Regions from separate parts of the Mus musculus genome. Here region 1 is linked to region 2. A link is a loop called in an ENCODE intact Hi-C map of the cell type or tissue named here. Cell type or tissue: gastrocnemius. All regions are shown on one strand. Each heading gives the region's core, and the rest is flanking DNA. Links, peaks and the distances in the headings are about the cores only. Region 1 overlaps Crim1 (cysteine rich transmembrane BMP regulator 1 (chordin like)). Region 2 has its middle 17 kb from the start of Fez2.

Region 1 (8,338 bases), core at 97-8,096, 220 kb after region 2:
AAAAAATGCTTTAAAATACTTGCAAAGATAAATACAGCTGAATTCAACTCATTATGCAAATGCTACCAAAAACATTAAGACCTGCTGAGGCAGACAGGTTAAAAACCCACCTGTGTGTCCTTCTGGGATGACAGGATTTCTCATAGGGGCTCTGGGTACAGATAAGCAAGTGTCTCTCATTTCAGTTTCCACAATACAGACCGAACAGTTGAGACGGAAAAGTTTTGTCTAATATCTTGGATGACCTTGAGTCTAGATTTAGTCAACAAATGCTCATTGAGTTCTTCCTGTGTGCCAAGTGCCAGAATAACACACCATCCTGGCACTCGAGTGGATCACAACCAGGCAGGGAGGAAGGCAGAAATGTGAACTCTAAGAGACTATGAAAGGCCCAATGAAGGGCAGGGGAAAGGGCTATTTATGGGCACCCAGGAGGAGGGGGTGGCATTACTTTTTCCTGGGCAGGACAGGAAGGCTTCACAAAGAAAAGCGGAGGGCCTGAGGGACAAGAGCACATCTGAGAAGCCAGGCAGGCAGCTTTAGGGACTCTGAAAAGTGACACCACACCCAGTTTCCAGTTCCTGGCCTCGCTGCTAGATCTGGTGGTGCAGGGTCACAACAAATGTATTGAGCACATTTCCTAGTTTCTGGTTTTTCCAAGGGTCTTTGCCCAGGATTGAAAGCAGGTTGGAAAACCTAAAACTTTAGGAGCAAGACGCTTGAATCTTTTAATTCAGCACCAATTTTTCTCCCTTACCTGTGGCCTTTCCTATAAAACTATGCAAATTACCACCCCCTATGGGAAGTGTAAGGATTATTACACTAAGATTAGAAACAATCGTAATGATTATGCGTATGAGATTCACCCCTCTAACATAAAAATACTGCCTCTTCTTCCCTTCCTGTATGCCACGCCACCCCTCTCTTTTTACTTCCTAATATCTCCTAGTTTTCCATTCTCTCAAGAAACATTATCACCCAGGCATTATTTTTACCCAAGGGCATGCGCTTACATATTCACAGACAATTTAAAAAATATAATCCACGGGCTATTTTCGTTGCCAAATGCAGCTGCAATTATGTATTTCTCTTGGACGTGTTTTATGTTATTAAAACTTGTAAATACTTTATCTCCCTCAAGTTTTCCAGCTCTCTGCTGGCAGACTCTTTTCTTTTTTCCTCTGTCTTTCTAAGGGTCTAATATAATTTTCTGAATAGAGAATCAATAAACTTGGTTGCTGAGGCCTCACCTTTTCCCAGTTTAGTCTTTGAAAATAATATAATCTCTTTCCGGAAAAAAAACAAAAAACAAAAAACAAACAAACAAAAAACCACCTTTGGCTTCTCATGGTTTGTTTATTTCCCTACAGATGTCTGCCATTTCTCACCCTAAATTTCTGTGTTTTCTTTTGGCTCTCACATCTAAAATTCCTTTAAAAGGTCAAGCAACTGTGTTTAATGACAGCCTGTTATAAAGCATCATTGCTCTTAAAGATAAAACTTGTCTCAATCACCAGGAAATAAATGTCAGTAAAGAGTCCTAACCTCTACTTGGTTCCTCATCCATATTTCAATTAAACAGACAGTTCCAAAGCAAAAGCGCTGCAATTAGAACCGTTCTATGTTCAAATACAATAAATAAAACAGGGCCTGGGAGATGGTTCAGTCGCTAGAGTGGTTGTCACACAAGCATGAGAATCTGAGTTCAAATCTCCCACACTCATGTCAAAGTTGGGCATGTGCCATCTCAAACCTCAGTCCTGAGGGGGGCGGGGGTCAAGGTAGGGCAGGGGGAGGTGGAGACAGAAGAATTCTTGGAGCTCACTGGTGGGCTATTCTGACAAAATTAGTGAGCTTTCAGCACAGCTTAAGTCTCAGTTTCAAAAAAATAAGACAGCAGCTGCATAAGACGTCCAGCGCCAACCAGTAGTACACACTCCCAATAAAGCAAGGAAAACCTTCAGGAGGCAACTCCTTTGGGTTGATGGTCTACAGAGAGGCAAAACACTCAGCGTGCTAGCCCAGAGTTGTTTTCAGCAAACCGGCAGTAGCAACATAGAGCGTTCTTCATGCTGTGACCTAAGTTATTTGCAGTGTGTACAGACGGGCACACACACACACCCTACTTCTAACTAAGCCCCAAAGTTAAAGTTCAACTGAAAGAAGGAGCCATAACAGCTCCTCTCTCTCTCCCCTCTCCCCCCCCTCAAGGATGCTTCTGAAAAGGCACTGCTCAAGGTCTGCTGATGCCCCAGGAACACTGTTCTGTCCCGGGCATTTCTTTTTAGACCAATCATAAAGACTGCTTCACACACTCTTATCACTCTTTGGCTTGTGCTATACATGCCACAGCACCACAGGGAGCTGTCGTTCTGGGACCCTGTGAATGTTTTCACAGAATCCTTCAGCAATGAGTGCAGAGGTGGTGTATTGGAAGAAGTACTCACAGTGGAGCGGATGCTTGGCACTGATTTCTGGGCACAGACAGTTTACTGATACCCAGAGAGCTGAAAGCAGCCATGCTGAGAAGAACATGGAGGCAAGTGCAAAGGCACTGGGAAGGATTCGTCCAAAGGCTTCCAAGCACCTCAAGTCCAGCTTGCATAAGGTTTTGGCAAGGGGCTGCTAGAGAAGGAGGGCCGACCTTGAGCGTGGGCAATGTGAAGAAGGGGCAATGTGAGTATCCACTGAGCCTGCCAGCATACACTCATTGCCCCCCACACATATACTCACACATGCGCGCGCACACACACACTTCTCAGAGTTCTGAGAGCCAAGTCCTCAGGGACAGGACATCAGCTAGATGTCCCAATCAAGCAAGAAGAGCCTCAAATGAGGACGGGTTTATATACCACAGAAGAATACGGGAAAGCTTCTCTTAGGCAAAAGCTCTACTTGGTAAGTTAACACCACCCACACCTCCGTGGCTATTTTCCTGGTTACTGACTATTAATTATCTAGCAAGCTAGACAAGAAGAGACAAGGTAAGGTCTGGAACAGGATTTAACTTTTGATACCACCGTCTGAAACAAGAAAAGAGCAAGTGTCAGTATAATATAAAATAGCCACCCAGTTAAAATACCCGTCCAGTCACTAGAAAACCTTTAAGAGTTTTCTAGAGTGGAGGAAAGAATTATTTAGGGATAAGGAGCAAACTATTATAGAACACTAAAAAAAATAAGTCCTTATAGGTATCGATTGGTGCCTTAGGAAGTTAAATTCAGAGTCAGGGAAACCAAATTATAACTAGGTGCTGAGGTCTTTTCACGCTGTATGCTATCGTTAGGGAATATGCAACATTGCACAGATTTATCAATGAATATATTCTGACTGGAATGAACCAGTCAGTCAGTGTCATATTCCTGCTGGAGGAGGCAGTGCTGAAGCCTTCTCATCCTTTAGGATAATACATTCACCAAGTTTCAGGGCCACGGGCTCATACTACCAAGTCTTTTGGTGTAATATGCAAAGGAAGAATGGAAGGTTTCTAGAAAACTCCAACTTTCTAAGCTGCAGAGTTGGCTGGCACTTTGAAAACAGGTTGAGTGAAGATGGGTTGTGTCACAGCGAGACTACAAGGCTCAGTCAGTAGCCAAGACAGCTGGGAGCTTGGTCCACGCCTCATACCAAGGAGCTCCTGCATCTGCGGCCCACCTCCCCCTGGCTTTTGTGCACTATTAGTTATGTTTCTTTAAATCCAGTCTGTTCCTTAAGGAAACTCCCTGGCAAGTGAAAACAGCAGCAAAGGTGAAAGAATGCAGAGAATCTGGCTGCTGCCTGCAGTTATTAGGAAGAGCAGCAATTACTCAGCTCTCCCCAGTATCAGAGGCAGAAAGGAGCATGCGGAGTGGGGCGAGTTTTGACCTGTCTTTGCCGGAGCTTCTCCCTCCCTCCTCGGCAGTATGTCACCTACCTCCCTTGGGCCCAGGATAACTGTAATAATTAACAAAGCAAATGAGAAATGGAGAAAGAATGAAAGCAACAGGCCAGTTTAGACTTGGGTGAAGATCAGAACATAGTTAACGGTGACAGATTGCAGGCATTTAATAGATGTCACTAATGTCCCTATAATGATGTTTTCGCTGTCACTGACAACACCAAAAAAACACCAGCCAAGCAGACTTCTTGTTTTCCTGCTGAGTCCTACAGTCTCCAGCACCTCCTGAGCACCGGGCGGGTGGTCACCACTCTTCCTTCCCCAACTCTGTAAGCGCGAGGTAATATTGATCCTTCGCCAGCACTTGTGGGACATAGACGCTCAGATCTTATGATCCGAGAACAGCCTTACAATCCCTGATTTAGACTCCCTGCATTCAGGTAGGTAACTAATTTCCTTTTTGACAAATGAAGACAGAATGAAGGCGGTGCACAGTTACAGAGTTTTAAGTCACTGAGCTGTTTAGATGACGAAGAAAGACCAGAAACCATGACTGTTTTACTCTTTCCCTCTAGTCTTCAGCTCTCAGGTCTAAGTCTTCGGTGATATTCACCTCTCTGAGAAGCCTCAAATCCATTCAGAAACAAGCAAGGACATAAAGGGCCTCATCCTCACATTGACTAGAATATGGAGTGACCTGGCCTGTCATTTTTTAAGGCATAGGTAAGTGGTAATGATTTCCCTAAAATTTTTCTGAAAAATATACGAACTTGGGTTCTCAAACAGCATACAGCAACCCTATTCTTTTTAAAATGCCATTTAAAGATCCCTCGACTTTGATTTCCAGAGACAAGATTGTCTGAAACCCACACCTTTACCACACTCGGTTCACACAACAGCAACAACAACAACAACAACAATAATAACCAAGCGTCCAAGCTCCAACAAGAACAGGTAAGGAAAGGCCTCCTTTGAGATCTGCAGAACTGTAAACACTCATCTGGGGGACAGAACTCATGGTCCTCATGGGTAAGATTCTTGACATAAAATGAGGTTGAAGGGGGTGGAGGTGTCTAAATATTTCTCGCTGATGTCTGCTTCAGGTGGAACATCCCCCAGGCGGATTTACCTCTCTCTGGCAGGTCTTCTGGAATCTCAGAGAGGGTGTCACAATTCTTCAACATCCAGATGCCTCTGATTTGATCACAGCTGTGAGCCCTTTTTTTTCCCAGGTCTTTGGAGACGAAGCTAAGTAAGTTCCCTCCAGTAAGTGGGGCTCTGCCAGCTCAGGTTTCATCCTGCCTCGCCAGAAATTCCTTTCTGTTTTGAATCTGAGATGTTTGTTTATGATTTTGTTTTGAAACGCTAAACAAGACAGACACAGTCTCTATTTATAGCTAAATAAATAAAAATAAAAATAAGAATAAAAAAATCCAAAAACCTTGGGATAGCTGCTTCTAAAGACACAGCCCAAACTTTAACAGTAGGTATGTCAAATCCTCGGAAGTTAGAAATAAAATATGACTGTCTTAAAATACAGTCAGCCCTGCATTTATTTATTTATGTAAGTTTTAAAAGTTTTACCTGTATGGGTGTTTTGTCTGCATATATATCTGTGCCCCACATGCAAGCCCAATGTCCAGTGAAGTCAGAAGAAGGTGTCCGATCCCCCGGAACTTGAATTAAGGTACAGTTGTGAGTCACCCATGTGGGTGCTGGGAATCAAACCCAGGTCCTCTTGAAAAGCAGCTAGTGCTCTTAACCACTGAGCTGTCTCTTCAGCCCCTCGGTTTCTCTTCTTACATATTCTTAAGACAAGTATTCTTCAAGGAATTCATGAAACTCTTAGGCAAGTGGATGGATCTGGAGGATATCATCCTGAGTGAGGTAACCCAATCACAAAAGAACACACATGATATACACTCACTGATAAGTGGATATTAGCCCAGAAGCTCAGAATATCCAAGATACAATTTACAAAACACATGAAACTCAAGAAGAAGGAAGACCAAAGTGTGGACACTTCGATCCTTCTTAGAAGGGGGAACAAAATACCCATGGAAGGAGTTACAGAGACAAAGTTCGGAGCAGAGACTGAAGGCATGACCATCCAGAGACTGCCCCACCTGGGGATCCATCCCATAAACAACCACCAAACCCAGACACTATTGCAGATGCCAACAAGACCTTGCTGACAGGAGACTGATATAGCTGTCTACTGAGAGGCTCTGCCAGTACCTGACAAGCACAGAAGTGGATGCTCACAGCCATACATTGAATGGAGCAGAGGGTCCCTAATGAAGGAGCTAGAGAAAGTACCCAAGATGCTGAAGGGGTTTGCAGCCCCCAAGGAGGAACAGCAATATGAACTAACCAGTACCTCAGAGCTCCCAGGGACTAAACCACCAATCAAAGGAAACACACACGAAGAGACTCATGGCTCCAGCTGCATATGTAGCAGAGGATGGCCTAATTGGTCATCAATGGGAGGAGAGGCCCTTGGTCCTATGTAGGTTCTATGCTCCAGTATAGGGGAATGCCAGGGCTGGGAAGCTGGAGTGGGTGGGTTGGGGAGCAGGGGGAGGGGAGAGAGGATAGGGGATAACATCTGAAATGTAAATACAGAAAATATCTAATAAAAAGAGCAAAAAGCATAATAAATAATAAATGAAAAAAAAAGACAAGTGTTCTTTGAATGTTTCAAATTAGGATGTTATACTTGGGTTTGATTAACACTAACACAAAAGAAACCCTGAAACTATGTTTTGTAGGTTTTGTTTTTCCTCATTTTGATTACATGTTAAAATACCAACACTCTGGATAAAAGACAGAGGGCATCTTAGGGATAGGTACTAACAGAGTGTCTGGGAAAAAAAATTCAGTTTCTGCTATGTTGTAGTAAGGTTGGCTGTCCTGAAGAATCTGTTGTAACTTTAACTTACTTACTGGTCCAAGGATTTTATCTCCATCAGGTTTTTTTCCTTCCTGCCCCACAGTAGCCATTATGAGGTATCTGTCTTGGGAACTCTGTGCTAATATTTACTGAATAAAAATGATACTCATTTCTAGGCAAGAAGGAAGGACTCGCGGTTAGGAATTACCAGACTGTGGGACCATACTTACACTGGGAACCAAACAGAAGGTCAGATATTTTAATTGTGGGATATTTGTGCCTTCCTCTGTAGTAACACAGGCGCTCCAGAGACCACAGTAGGCCGATCCATGGTAACAGTGAGGTGCTCACTCACTTCCATGCAAGATAGAGACCAGCAACAAGATATGCTCTGGCCCTGGGTCTCATAACAGTATGCACCTTGGTACCTTTTAAAGGAGATGGATTTTTTTTTTCTGAAAGGAAGAACTTGAAGCCCAGACCCAAGCAAATGTTCACATTCCACCAGATTCCACAGACCTGGGAATTAGGGTTACCAGAGGTCAAACCAAGGAACACCTTGTTCTCTGAACTATAGAGTCATTTTCTCTGGGACAAACATGAGACCAGAATTACCATCCTGAGCCTCCTGTCAAAAGAGCGTTTGTGTGGAGGAGGTGTTAGTATATGCACAAGGCTGACTTCTAAATATATATACAGAGAAAGCTAACAAAGATGAAAATAAAAACGGATTCAAATTAGAATTAATATTAGGTATTAAAAAAATCTACCAAGGACACTATTAGTATTTAAGTATACAATAGTCATATCTGTATAAATCACCTACAATATATATTCATTATTTGTTATCTCTAACATTCACTATAATTACTTGATGGAAAGTGCCTGATACTTCAGGTTTACTTGAGAAAACAAAGCCAAGGAAAACTAGTCAAGTTTGGTCTTGCAGTTAACAAAACCATCTGAGTCAAGATGTGAATGTTAGCTTTATCTTAGGCTCAAGACTCATTTGGTTGGCTGAAGCCTCCATTCCTGGTGGTCTGAGGAAAAGTTAGAGGGCCCCTCTTACCAGCTCCTGACATGGTCAGTACCCCCCCATCTCAGATTTCACTGTCTGAGACTGCAGTGAACGAATGGCCCCAGCCTTCCCTGTTCACCATTAAACCACATTAAACCTGTGCAAACACAGGCCTAATCTAATACAACTGTCATCGTGTGTGACAGTTTTTAGACACCCTTCTATATCAACTTCATGCTACAAAAGCCGAACTCATACTTGGGAATGACCTGAGTGGAACCGTGCTGGCATCATCCCTGAGTGACAGCCACCAGGCTCCATCCCAAACTTACTGAATCAGAGTCTGCTCTGTTTGTTTAGGTGTGGGGGTCAGGGCCTTGCACATGCTAGACATGTGCTCTACCACTAAACTATAATCCCTAGTGGCCAAACCTGCACTTTTAATAGGCTCCCAGGTGACTATGGGCCATTAAACTTTCAGAAGCCCAGTTTTTACAAAAAAGAAAAAAAAAGGTATTGGAATTTTATAACACAGAAACCAGACCCATAG
Region 2 (8,338 bases), core at 103-8,102:
GTTTTTTGGATTTTTTTGAGACAAGATCTGTTGTGTAGCTATGGCTGTCCTAGAATGACAGCTGTAGACCAGGCTGGCCTTAAACTCACAGAGATCTGCCTGCCTCTGATTTGAGTGCTGGGATTAAAGGTGGCAGTTGGGAATTGGTTCTAATGTTATGTCTTAATTCTGCTTCCTGACCTGAGGGTCCCTGCCCCCCAGCTGGCTTCGATTGGCAATAATGAATTATCATACCACCAATGGCTGGTCAAGGAGACTGAAGTGGGTCTTTTAGATTGCATGGGCACGGGACAGAGAAAAAGAGGGGAGGAAGAGGAGAATCGACATGACTGGGATGCAGAGGGATCAGATTTAAGAGCTGCAGGAGAGAACCCGTGCAGCAATGTAGGTGGAAAGAGAAAGCAGCCCTATGAGGGGACTTCCCAGAAGGTAACAGGGCAGCAAGGATAAAAATATAAATTAAACGGAATACTGTAGGGGAGTGTGTGCTAACTGCAGGGAGGTTTAGAAGAGCCCAGTCATTGAGCTAGTCAAGGCATCTCAAAGTGAGCTGGTGTGTGTGTGTGTGTGTGTGTGTATTTGTTTGTGAATCCAGAGCTCTTGGGCAGGTACAGTGTGTGCAGGACCTGCGGGAAGCCAGAGTGGGAGCCAGAGGGTATTAACTTATTTACTGCCACCACCTGGCTTGACTCACTGATGTACACATGCAACATGAGTTGCTTCTTTCATGGCTGTGGCCGAACACCCGACTAGAAGAAACTTAAAGAAGGGAAGAGTTATTGGGGTTCACACTAAGTGGATCTTGTCCGTCATGCTAGGGAAGACACAATGGCTCCTGTCCATCTCTCAAAGGACCAGGGATTGGAGTGCGTGACAGAGACCAGAAGAGAGGATGGGTAACACTTTTCAGTACCTCCTCTACTTCAGACCCACTTCCTTCAACTGGGCCCCATCTCACAGTCCCACAACCTCTTGAAACTGCACTCCCAGCTGGGGACCAAGCCCAAGCCTGTGGGGGACACATTACATCCAAACTCTCACACAGATGTAGCAAGGTTCAATGAATACCCTTTATCATTTTCTAAAAGAGGTGAAAATAGGCACTTAAGTCTATTTTCCTCATTATATAATAAGTTTTTAAACTCCCAGACTAGTCCCTGAAACACAGTAGGTGTGGAATTTACTCTCGCTTATATGAGCCCTCTGTTGAGTTTTATGCTCACATTTTAAATACCCCCTCTTAGCTTCTACTTCCACCAAGTACAAGTTCATTGGAAATTAGGCTCATTTTTTTTTTTTTTTAGATGTTGGAGTGGATGTGTTGACACACAATATTAATCCCAGCACGGGGAGGCAGAGGCAGCCAGATCTCTCTGTGGCCAGTCTGACTGGGATGCTACTTAGTGTGACCAAGGGAGGACAGCGTCTTTAAAAATGAGAGATAGAATTGCATGGAATAGGTTCCAGGCAGCTAGAGGTTACTAGTCAGGGTAAGAAGTAGGGACCAAGAAGATCTGCCATAGGCCAAGGGTCAGTACCTAAGGATGAGAGTTACCCACACAAGCTCAGTTGTCAGGAAGTGAAGGCAAGCCAAGAATCAGTGAGCAGGTGGCTCTCAGCTCATAGCACACCCACATGGGAGTCTGGCTCCAACACTGCAAAAGGCTCCACTCCAGAGCTGAGGTAGGCCAAGCCAGATCTGAAGGTCTAAATATCTAGCCAGGGCCTGCAGAAACGGACGTGCATCCCTGCGCCAGAGAGACTTGTCTGAAAGCTAGTGCTGGGCTTTTTAGTGGTTTCTATGGATCAGAAGTCATCTGGAGAAAAGCGTAGACACTTTCTACAGTGGATCAATGGAAAAGATATTGTCTTAGGAGTTTTATTGATGTGGTAGGACACATCAGTAACTTGGGGAGTAACTGTAAGTAACTTGGGGAGGAAAGGGTTTCTTTCTGTCACCGTAGGACTCTCAGGTCACACTCTGTCATCCCTGGAGCTCATGACAGGAAGTCTAAGGCCAGAGCTGGGTTGTGGTGAAACTCTGCTTACTGCATTGCTAGCTCATGGTTCGCTCTGCCTTTTCATAGTACCTTGGTCCAACAGCCCACAGCATGCCTTTTTTTTTTAAAAAATAAGATTTGTTTATTTATGTATATGAGTGCTCTATTTGCATGTATTCCTGCATAACAGAAGAGGGCAACAGATCCCATTACAGATGGTTGCCAGCTACCATGTGGTTGCTGGGAATTGAACTCAGGACCTCTGGAAGAGAAGCCAGTGCTCTTAACTGCTGAGCCATCTCTCCAGCCCCAGCCTGCCTTCTTATAGCACCCAGATCAGGAGTAGCTCCACCCCTATGGAGGTGGGACCCACTCCCATCAATCATCAATCTAGAAAATGCCCTAAAGGCTTACCCCACAGACCAATCTACTGGGAACATGTCCTCCACTGAGGTTCCCTATTCTAAAATGACTCTAGCTTGTATCAAGTTGACATCCAACTAGCTAGCACAGCCACTCCATGCTCACTAACAAACCTCACATCTTCTGTTGGGTCTTAAGGAGTAGAGTAGTGTTCCATTTTTAACTCTGTATGTCTAAATCCTGTTACAAGCAGGTTAAAGTTTTGACAGCTTTGTGGAGATTTAGGCAATCGTGGTACTGGAACCCCATTGTTCCTCTCAAGCTGCCTCGAGTCCTCAACTCCCGCCTTTTCCTAGAATAGACAGGATTTGATGTTGGAGGGAGACAGTGCTGTGTAGTTCAGTATGGAGGGCAGAGAGTGGAACATGGAAATTGCTTTAGAAGGAAGTTTTGCTGATTCTTGGAGCCCCTCCTGGATGGCAGTGCCTGAGGCTACTCCTTCACTTGCTTTAGTGGGGAGTCAAATCCCATGAGGAGGAAGGAGACAAAGTAGAAAGGGGGTCGCAGATAGAGAGTGGGTTAGAAAGCTGACCACGGCAGGTGGCAAGAGAAGCTGATAGCTCACTCGTACAGGATGCCTGCAGAGAGACACTACAGAGTGATCGCATCTCCCTTCCTGAGTTCCAAGGTTATCGTCTGGCCTCCTGTCCAGTTGACCAACACTTGCTCCATAGGCTTTGACTCCTCCACACTTCCAGGTTGCATCATCTGGTCCCTGCATCAGCTGTGGGAGAGGCTAGATCTAAGACAGCAGCTGAAGCATCTGTGGCATAAGCCAGGATCTTCAGGACAAGTCAGTGAGTGGGTGTGGGGTGAGTGGCCCTTCCCACATCCCTGCCTGAAACTTGCAGCGCTGGAAGTTTGGCCAGTGGGTTCTGTAGCATCGTTTAGCTAGAAACCCACAGCTTCTTGTGCACCTAGAGCAAGTGATATGTTCAAGTCGATGCTGGTGTGGCCATGCCCTGCAGGTGTGCGAATGAAGTCAGCATTCCATCCCTCTGCAGCTACAAGACAGTACAAGCCCTCAGCTAGAAGGTAAATCATGTTGGATCTGGGATGGCTCATTATTTACCTGTTTCTAACTATACTGAAATAACTAATACCATTGAGCAACTACCATGCAGAGTTCTTATATAATTTATATATGAATTTATTTAATAGATTCTGTTTTGCATTCTCTTCCCATGTAGCTATCCAGGGAGAGTGGTTTCCCATCTCATTCAACGTACTTCAAGAGTGGTTTTCCCTGCCAGCAACATAATCTATAATCTGTGTGCATAATCACTTATTTCACTTTCCTACGTGAAGGAACGCATTGGTTATTTGTAATTGCCTTCATAAGTCAATGTCTGTCTGTCAGGTTTGGCTCATCTATGTTGTTAAAACAAACAACCCCCAGATCTCAATGGTTTAAAATAACAGACTTATTTTTCACTTGCATAAGGGGTTAGCAAGAGATCTCTGCTTATCATCTTCACACTGGAACTGAGTCTAGCAGAACAGCTGCCATCTCAAATGTCACTGGTCACTGTGCCAGAGGGAAAATATAGCTCCTAAGACAGTCACATTGGCAATGCAATACATCCTGGAAGGAATGCACACCTCTCCTGAGCTTGTTGGTCAGATCTGGTTGCAAAGCCTCACCCAACCACAAGGGGGCCAGGGAGGAACTGGAGGACCAGGCAGGGCAGGTGTTAATCACGGGGGCATCCTTAAAAACATCTTTGAACATGAATAGTTCCTTTTGCTGTACCTTCCCCAAATGTTTTATAAGGCATGTATACAATGAACAGACATACATGTAGGTAAATCACACATACAGTAATTAAGTAATTTTAGAAACTTTTATAGGAAAAAATTGAAATAGACAGTAAGTAACCCACTTTTTAATGTCATTGATGCACACACTGGAGTTTTATATTTGGGCTCTCAGACCCCTACTTTCACCATGGAGTCAGTTGTGCTAAGGTTTCAGGACCTATTAAGGTCTAGGGCTCAGTTACAAATGGCCCACAGTAGTAATGGAATAAAAAATTAGCATTATTCTCGTTTTGGACTGTTGTTGGCTACCTGGGAACCCTGTTTGTTATAGCTTCATGTTTTAAAATATTGTGTATTCCCGCCTGTCAGGATCTGTCATTTGTCTATAAATGTTGTATTGTTCAGGTTTTCTTTGTCCATAAATGTGGCAAATACTTGAAAAAAATTAAATGATGAAAGATTTATTAGGTTCATGGTTTAGGACAGTGAATCTCAGTCTTGTTTGTTTGTTTGTTTGTTTGTTTGCTTATACATCTGCAGTTTCCCTTCCCACCTCTCCTCCCAGTCCCCTCTACCCCGTCATCCACACCCACTTCATTACTCTTCAGAAAAGAACAGACCTATCACGGATCTCAACCAGCCATGGCATATCAAGTTGCAGTAAGACTAGACACCTCCTCTCATATTAAGGCTGGACAAGGAAGCCCAGTAGGAGGAGAAGGCTCCCGAGGCAGGCAGCAGAGGCAGAGACAACCTCCTCTTCCACTGTTAGGAGTCCCACAAGGAGACCGAGATATACCACTGTAATGGAGAGATATATGCAGAGATATACATGCATACATGTAACATACAATCAGTCCCAGAGAGCCCTAGGTCAGGCACCCTGGTTAGTGGTTCAGTCTCTGTGAGCCCCTATGGGCCCAGGTTAGTTGATTCTATAGGTTTTCTTGTAGTGTCTTTGAACCCTCTGGTGCCTATAATCCAGGATTCCCAGAGCTCTACCTAATGCTTGGCTGTGGGTCTCTACATTCGTTTCCATCCGTTGCTGGATAAAGCCACTCTGATAACAAGTGAGCTAGGCGCCCATCTATGAGTGTAGCAGAATATTAGGAATCATTTCATTGACTTTCTCTTGCCATTTGTTTTGGTTCTATCCTGGGCCTCCAGGCAGTGTCAGGGGTGGGACCCTTCTCATGGCATGGAACTCAAGCTGGACCAGTCATTCGTTGGTCACCCACCACAATTTCTGCACCACCTTTACCCCAGCACATCTTGCAAGCAGGAAAAATGGTAGATCAGAGGTTTGGGGGTTGGGTTGGTTTCTTAATCCCTCTTTTGGAAGTCTTAGCTGATTACAGGAGATGTAACTGGTCAGGATATGTATCCCTCATTGTTAGGAGTCTTAACTAGGATCACCCTTATAGGTTCCTGGGAGTTTCCATTGCCCTAGGTTTCTAGCTCATCCCAGAGATGTTGTTTTCCCCAGTACTCTCTCCATCCTGTCCATCTCCATCCCATCTCATGGTCTAGTCTATTCCATTTCCCCTCCTCAGTGAGATTCGTGTGTCCCCTCTGAGCCCTCCTTGTTACTTAGCTTCTCTGGGTCTGTGGGCTGTAGAATGGTTATCCTGTACTTTACGACTAACATACACTTGAAAGTGAGTACATACTATACCACAGGAGCTAATCATCCTTGAAGAAGGCCACCAAAAGACTGGGAAAGGATTTTAAAATCTGATAGGGGACTAATATCCAATATATACAAAGATCTCAAGAAGCTGGACTCCGAAAATTCAAGTAACCCCATTAAAAATGGGGTACAGAGCTAAACAAAGAATTCTCAACTGAGGAATACCAAGTGGCTGAGAAGCACCTGAAAAAATGTTCAACATCCTTAATTAATAGGGAAATACAAATCAAAACAACCTTGAGATTCCACCTCACACCAGTCAGAATGAACATTTCTTTAGTGCGTCTCAGCCATTAGAGATTCCTCTGTTGAGCAGTCTGTTTAGATCCATACCTCACTTTTGAATTGGGTTATTTGGTTTGCTGGTGTTTAATTTTTTTGAGTTCTTTATATATTTTAGATATTAGCCCTATATTGGATGAAGGGCTGGTAAAGACCTTTCCCCAATCTGTAGGCTGCCATTTTGCCTGTTTGATGGTGTTCTTTTCTTTACAAAGCTTTTTATTTCACGAGGTCCCATTTATTAATTGTTAATCTTAGTGCCTGTATGATTGGTGTTCTGTTCAGAAAGTTGTCTCCTATGCCAATGTGTTCACGCTATTCTCTACCTTCTCTTCTATCAGGTTTAGTGTATCTGGTTTTATACTGAGGTCTTTGATCCATTTGGACTTGGTTTTGTGTTGGGTGATAGATATTGATCTATTTGCATTCTTCTACATGCAGATATCCAGTTAGACCAGCAACATTTGTTGAAGATGTTTTCTTCTTTCTATTGGGTTCTCAACTTTCTTAATGCTAAGGCCCTTTAATACAGCTCCTCATGTCGTGGTGACCCCTCCCCCAACCATAAGATTATTTTTGTTCCTACTTTATAACTGCATATTCTACTGTATGAATTGTGATTAAATATCGAGCATGCAGCATATCTGATATGTGACCCCCGTAAAGCGGTCTTTTGACACCCCTCAGGGTCAGAACTCATAGACTGAGAGCCACTGGTGCAGGGGGTTTGCTCTGAAATAGCCTGGGTTCATTGCTTTTAGTCCTGCCGGGAGGCAGGCACAGAATACATGACACGTAGGAAGCAAGCTCTTTATCTCATGGTCATTAGAGAGCAAAGAAATCACAAGAGAATCTGGGTGCAGATATGCCCTTCAAAGGCACAACCCTATGATCCCTATGATCTACTTCCTCTGACCAGGACCCACCTGTCACAGTTCTACTACCTCTACAAAGTCTGCTCACATTTGAATCCATCGGAGAATTAAACCACATAAGAGCCCCCAGGAGCTAATCATCCTTGAAGAATGCCAGCACAGATACACCCAGAGGTGAAGTTTGCTGATCTCCTAGGCATGTCTTAACCCAGGTAAAACCGCAATCAATGATTAATCATCACATATGTTATCAGAGAAGTGAAAAGAAATGTAACAGATTCTTAAGGGCCTCTCTTCCTTTGAAGATTCAGGTGAGCACGGAACACTTTCATGAACTGGACTCCTAAAGCAAACTTACTATACCCAGAGTGTATCAGGGACGCCAATAAATCTGATCCATTGCTTTATCAAAAACCATCAGAATGATGAATCATTGTCCATGTTGTGGGTGGACAGAGCTAGGATAATCTACTGAAGTCAATTTCAGATAAGGAAGACAAGATTTTTGAGATCCAGGAGCTCTAAAATCCCTCTCTCTGTCTCTCTCATCTCTCTATCTCTCACCTCTCTCCTATATCTGTCTCTCTAATCTCTCCCTCTCACTATCTCTCATCTCTCTGTCTTCCATATCTATATCTATCTACCTCCTGATCCGGCTCCTCTTATTTGTCCATGACAAACGACAGAGACTGAGAACATAGAAAGGCTAAAGGTGTGCAGAAGCTCACTCACAGAGTTGTCTATTGGAGACTTTCTGAGACCAGATACAGGTGATAGAACAAGCGACTAGAAGAGGCGTCTGTTGCCTCTCCCACCAGATTGCTTTGTTCTATGCAGGTTTGAGAACATCCAGGTAGTGGCTGTGGGTGGAGAAGGGCCATGGGGTTTTATGGAAGGATTGAGGGTTTGGCGAGGCAACACTGCTCACCAGAATAGGAAACAACAGCTCAGAGAAGCCTCAGCAGCATGCACTGGGTGTGAAAGGGTAACAAGCAAAAAGCCCAGAGAGTGAGTGGCACCTGGATTCCACAGGCTCGCTATTAAGCATGAGGGTAGACACAGGATGGGTGGAAGGAAGGGTTGCACAAGCTAGAAAGGTCAAGGAAGACGTGCATTATGGGGAACCCTGCTTTATTTATACTTAGAATATAGAACCCAGAAAGAATCATAGCTGACAAAGAACGCGAATGTCCTCTAGGCCAGCAGACACTCTTTTCTCGAGCATTGTTAGCAGACTTCTCAGCCTTATGTAGGGATAAAGGGAAACTCACAATCTTTATACGGCTGTTGCTTTAGGGATATGCCTT

What was found. A loop is a pair of places that touch in the nucleus more often than their neighbours do. Peaks named below come from ENCODE experiments on the same cell type or tissue, not always from the same donor. Only the 100,000 strongest peaks of a DNase experiment are listed, where the experiment ranks them.
Region 1: it touches region 2 in a loop (2.0-fold over the local background); 2 of 42 quality-filtered maps call a loop at or near these places.

The regions. Positions count from the first base shown.
Region 1 is chr17:78,208,818-78,217,155 of GRCm38, reverse strand. All of the region lies in intron 1 of Crim1 (cysteine rich transmembrane BMP regulator 1 (chordin like)), which reads right to left. Among named protein-coding and RNA genes, the nearest start is that of Crim1, 13 kb to the right of the region's middle. In gastrocnemius, for the core only: no CTCF peak of the experiment used is centred there; no DNase peak of the experiment used is centred there; H3K4me3 peaks cover 1,026 bases; H3K27ac peaks cover 7,498 bases.
Region 2 is chr17:78,430,659-78,438,996 of GRCm38, reverse strand. No RefSeq gene overlaps it. Among named protein-coding and RNA genes, the nearest start is that of Fez2, 17 kb to the right of the region's middle. In gastrocnemius, for the core only: a CTCF peak has its summit at 4,063; DNase peaks (open chromatin) are centred at 1,638 and 4,068; H3K27ac peaks cover 3,130 bases.